Regions from separate parts of the Homo sapiens genome. Here region 1 is linked to region 2. Evidence: chromatin contacts called from ENCODE Hi-C or POLR2A ChIA-PET data. All regions are on one chromosome and are shown on one strand. The core of a region is the stretch at or near the end of the contact, and the rest is flanking DNA. Distances in the headings are between cores, read along the strand shown. Region 1 overlaps PRKCH (protein kinase C eta). Region 2 holds the start of MNAT1 (MNAT1 component of CDK activating kinase).

The links. Hi-C counts contacts between places; a loop is a spot of excess contacts on that map. ChIA-PET counts read pairs that join two places held with the same protein, here RNA polymerase II (POLR2A).
Region 1: a loop to region 2 is called in a map of gastrocnemius medialis, with 5 times the contacts of the local background. The contact joins the enhancer-like site here to the promoter of MNAT1 in region 2. A Hi-C loop is called at or near these places in 1 of 168 maps with a recorded cell type or tissue (gastrocnemius medialis). POLR2A ChIA-PET finds 5 or more read pairs at or near these places in 2 of 52 experiments (HCT116 and WTC11).

What each region holds. Positions count from the first base shown.
Region 1 is chr14:61,524,065-61,526,764 of GRCh38, forward strand. All of the region lies in intron 10 of PRKCH (protein kinase C eta), which reads left to right. Among named protein-coding and RNA genes, the nearest start is that of PRKCH-AS2, 20 kb to the right of the region's middle. RefSeq lists an enhancer at 1,304-1,453. Within about 2 kb of position 1,412, at least 33 of the 41 ENCODE cell types and tissues checked have a DNase peak (open chromatin) inside an H3K27ac peak, as active enhancers do; they include HCT116 and gastrocnemius medialis, where a contact is called at or near this core.
Region 2 is chr14:60,733,368-60,736,067 of GRCh38, forward strand. MNAT1 (MNAT1 component of CDK activating kinase) reads left to right here and starts at 1,394. Exons shown (of 8, transcript NM_002431.4): 1 at 1,394-1,584. The coding sequence starts at 1,496. RefSeq lists enhancers at 1,408-1,507, 1,618-1,687.

The sequences.
Region 1 (2,700 bases), core at 162-2,661, 790 kb after region 2:
TAGCCTCCTAGATTCATTCTTGTTCAAGGAGCCAGCTCTCAACTCGCTTTCCTTTATTTCTTTTGGAAGAGTAACTGACTCTAGTGATCTAAGCAGTAAGACTCATGTCAATCTGTTTTATTACTCTCAGGATAGCTTATGGTGGAAACAAAATAAATCCAATTTCTGAATCTCCTTTGTCTTCAATCACTTGGGAATTCTCTCTGAAACTACTGTGGGCATTTTAAGTAACCCTGATTACCCAGCAAGAACAATGTAGCTTTCAGACAAGCACAGAGGATAGAATAACTCTTTCTACCCTTCTATGCTTGCATGACAAAAGCTGTAGCTATTAAATACCGGTGCTCAATGAGCTAATGAATGGCAAGCCGGTAACTGTGGTTTTGGCATTTTAGTATTTGAGCCTCTGCCCTGTATGAACTTGTAATCTTCATTGTGTAGCCTTGTTAAGTTCAGCTGCTGAGTTACATGTTGGCATAGGAAGCTGAGGTACTCCTAAGCCAAAAACTGACCTCTGCATATTTCAAACTAAAGTCAGGAGGCTTAGGGTGACTTCTTTTGCTTTAAAAAAAATAAAGGCATGATTTCCCTTTAGAGTGGAAGCTGACCATGACTGTAAATGGCTCTATAATCTTTGGCTTTGTTTGAGTCACCCTCTCCATGTTCTGCTCTTCCGTTTGGATGCAAGCCAACATGAGGATAAGTGTTCTGCTTGGTCCTCGTTGTTTAATAATTGACCCTTCAAAACCACTTTCTTTCTCCAGCTTCATCAAAGAGAAGAATTTAAATTTTGATTTCAGGTTTCTTCTTTTCCCTCTTGAGTCTATCTTTAAGGGGTAAAACATGTGGCTTTTTATAAGTTTAAGTACTTTGGAGCAAAGTTTATGGAGTGTCCTTCCATCCCCTAAAAATAAGATAGGCTCTGAGTTGGCCAGGGCAGTCCCATTGGGGTCCATCTGAAATGCTTCTGTTTATCCCTTTGGTCAGCACCTCCTGCCAGGACCATGCTGGAGCTGCTAAGAAGGAAGACAGGTGCACAGACAGAGCCTTCTGGAATACAGTGCGGGGTATGCTATCATAGAAGTATAAACTGGGCACCCTAGGAGCAGAGTTGATATTGCTATGACTGTCTGGGGACATCAGGACAGACTTCATAGAGCAGGTATGAGATACTTGGGCTGAGGGCAGCACTGGTAGCCTGGAATTACATTATGCTCTTAATTGAACCCTCTTGGGATCCCAGTTTGAGCGATCTGTCTTATTAAATAGCACTTGGTATGAGAACAGCCATGGCGTTTCCTTTACAGCTCATACAGTTCTGAGAATGCCTAAAATTAGATTGAAATCAGGATTAAGGTGTCTAACCTGCCTTTGTGGCCTCGGGCATCCTGTGACCAGGATGAGTCACATCCCTGTCTTGCCCACTTGCGTCTTCTGAGAGCTGCGTCCCAAGACTTCCCCATGCAGAGCTGATTGTAATAGTTGACTGACAAAACTGATGGCCCAGCACTTTCTCTCCCTGCGCGATTCCTGCTGCCCATGACAGCAGCTGAGTAATAAGCAGTCAGACCTCTTACCTGGGACATTAGTCACAAGCTCTTAAGCAACTGCGGGTCAACGCTTGAGACCGTTTTGGATTTCTGTTAGCACTTGTTTCTGTTGCCCAAGAAGATCCTTTCCAAGACTTCAGCAGGCATACTGGCTTCGGGAAAATTCAGAAACTCAGTGACCTTGTTTGGAAATGTGAGTGATAGTGTTCTGGGCTCAGGTCCACACAGGCCTGGCTTGTCAGGCTAGGACACAGTGTCGATAAAGCTGGGCTCATGGGCTTTGTCCCCCCGGCCGTGCTCTCTCCTGGGGCTGCAGACTAGTGTGTCTAACCTCAGCCAGGCGCCTCTCTACTGTGTGCCCGCAGTCCCAGAGGAGCCAGGCACCCAGGCCTTATAGTGCCTCCCAAGTCAGAAAACACTTGTGGAAGAACTGAGAGTGGTGGCCTCCTTCACTGGGCAGGACCACGATCATCCTCACCCCTGCTCCCGTCCTGCGCTGCTACGATTGCAACCTTTTGTAGGTTAAACTGGCTGTGCTCATATTGTATTTATGTGGTGGGGCCAGGGGAGGAAGCAGCTTCCACAAATCAGCCCACTGAAAACAGTCACTTATATGGGACATGGGATTCTGCGTGGAGAAGGGCTGATTTGGAGCCAGGACTGGGTTTGGGTTAGAGACACAGAAAGCTTGCTTCGCTGAAGTGGGTGCACAGGTACTCAGCATGCCTTTGCCTTATGCCCCTGACACCCGGGGAGGCTGCTACTAAGAGCAGAGAAGTCTGTTCTATGTTCCATTGATCTGTGCCATGAAAGCTTTGCTGCTTTAACCACACTTATTGGGGATTCCTGGAATACCAGACTTGGTTTCCATTCCTGGGCATTTTCTAGTGGCCATTTTCTGTAAGACCTGTATGGCCAGGCTGTATCAACTCACAGGACAGCGTGTGGAAACCAGTCATGCCAGTTCTGTCATCACCTACCTCCTCCAAGCCAGCAACGTGATCCAGGCTGGACAGAGACCAACCTTTTGCCTTGGGCCATGCAGGCCAACAGACCTTGATTCTCACACTGAGGCAAGAAAATAGAACCTCGAGTGCCCTGACACAACCCACAGTGAATATGGCACTCCAGAAAGAGCAGTCAGCTGCAG
Region 2 (2,700 bases), core at 144-2,643:
TTCACCAGAAGTTTCTTGTATGTTATCAGCTGAGCTTACATGACTATGCAGTTATAAAGAAGTATAAAGCACAGGCTATTAAATGGTCCAAAATATAAAGTACTAGAGTTGCCTTTGTTCTTGAAGAGCTTCACTCTGAATCATGTAACTGGTCTGGATGTGGTCTTTCAATAAGACAATAGCAGCAGCATAATAAGCCTCCGGGTCAGCATAGTAGCATAGTATTTGGTGTTACCTATTTTAGTAAGTTTATGTTTGGTTAACTCCTGTTGAGGAACAATATTATGATCAAAGAGATGATATGGTTTATTTATTAGATGAATCCTTGATGTCTTCATACTAATGTAAAGCTCTGTCACAGCCTGCTTTGATCTGCTGGTTCCTGGGTGTGGTATCCAGCTGTTTGTCAGCATCCCTCTCTATACCCATGGAAATCCCAACTGTATTTTTGGGTTTTGGGTTCCCTACCAGGTTCACTGTTTAAAAATGTGAATTGAATATTACTTTTTATTGAAAAGAACACAAGTTCTATGATGAGTTAAAATTACTATAAATGTTTATAGCTTATACTCATTGTATCAGATTATTTGAAAAATCTAGTTTGCATGTTCCCTTCTGATGGAGTTTGGGTCAGATGAAGGTGGTTACAAAAAATGTTTGACACTAAAAATTTTCACATTACACTATTGTTTGATAGTCATTCATTAATTCTTCACTTAGTCTACTTACTCATTAAGAATCAACAAATCTTTATTTTGGAGATGAATAAGATGTGTCCTTTACAGTGGGAAAGCTTATTATTTAATAGAGCTGTTTACAGACTTCAATTTGCCTTCTTGATAAATGTGATGAACATGGTTTACAATTTACAAAGATATTCAGGCTATCAGATCTTGGAATTGCAGAACTAAATTTTTCTGTATGTATTCTTATATGATTTTTTCCTAGGTATTTGGGGAAATAAATACTGTCTGATGGAGTAGATAGCTTTTTCATATTTTGTATCTGCGAATGCATATTATCAGCTGAGCTGACATGACTATGCAATTATAAAGAAGTATAAAGCACAGGCTATTAAATGGTCCAAAAGAAAGTAAGTACACCGCTCATAAATCTTTGAAATCATGGGAATGTTTCCAGACAGAACAAGATGGAATTTATCTTCCTAATTGTGACACAGTACCTTGAAAAATGCAACTGGGTGCGTGGAGATAAGGCTTTGTATAATTTGCCATTTTAAAAGTTCCCCTGTCAAATTCAAGGTATTAAGTTGCTTTATGGAAGGCTAAGACCAAGCCCTAGATGCAAGACCGGGGGAACTGACTGCCGGAACGTTTGTGTTGCAGCGCCTCGCCCCTTGCCGGTGCTCTTTCGCGAAGGGACCGTCTCTGCCAAGCGCCTGTTGGTAGGAACCTGCTTGGTCGCGTCTGAGGGGGCTTGTAGGTGGCTCTGGCTGAAACAGGCGCCTGCGAGAGTCTGTAGGAGGGAAACCGCCATGGACGATCAGGGTTGCCCTCGGTGTAAGACCACCAAATATCGGAACCCCTCCTTGAAGCTGATGGTGAATGTGTGCGGACACACTCTGTGAGTTGGGCGGCAGTGGATTCCCTGGGGGAGAGACGCGCTGGGTGGGAGGAGAGGACCGGGAGATGCTAGGCCTCGTCTTGGGAGCAAAGGGCGTTGTTAGTTTCAACACTGGGGAGGAAAATGGGAAAAGAAGGCGTTGTGACTTTAAATAGACTGTAGCCGCTAGCCCCGAGCGGCTCTGGCCTGCTTTGAACTGCGGGTTCTCAGTGTGGCATCCAGCAGTTTGTCAGGTTCCCCCTTCCATAGCCAATGAGTATCCCGACTGTATTTCCAGGCTTTGTGTTGTTTACTGGGCTCTGGACATCGCTGATTAAAAGCGTGGGGGATTGGAGTGTTTATTTCATATGAAATGTTTTTATTGAAAAAGTGCGAAAGTGCTATGAAAACTTAAAATTTGCTTGAGTATATACTGCTGCTATTTATTGTATGAGTTAATTAAAAAACCCTGTGTGTATGCCCACTTGTCCTGATGGAGTTCGGTTAGACTCCCATCACTAAAATGAAGAAAACCCGGACTGTAGGTAGTTAATTTTGAAGATATAATAATGGCTGGCATTTGAGTGCACATTTTGTGCCAGACAGTGTTCTAAGCGCCTTACCATGAATTATCTCAGTTCATTCCTACAACAGTCCCATGAAGTAGATACTGGTATTTCCATTTCACAGGGAAGGAAATCGAGACTGCTCAAGGTCCCTTATTAAGTGGGCCTTGAGAGAATTGGAACCCAGGAAGTCTGACTTTAGAACGCCCATTTTCAGGGGAAGGGGGCAGAAGGAGGGAGGTTGAGTTTGTGTATTTTGAAACAGGGATTGGTCAAAGTGTTTCTTGCCAGATTTCTTGTCAGATGTGGTTTAGTGAAGGTGGTTCTAGAAAGCACTTTGAGATAAAAAGGTGCCATGTAATGGCGAGCATATATTCCTGTAGTTTCTTTCAGGTTTATTGGAGGCAAAAAATAATGGATAATCTACAGTGTGTAGACAAGGTCTCCTCCCAACCCCCCAAGTGCTGACAAAAATGTAGAGCAATGACAGGGTCTTTAGGTAAGCATAAATTGCATGATTAGCTGTAGCTATAATTATTATATGGAATTTATTAGCTTACTTAACTTTTCT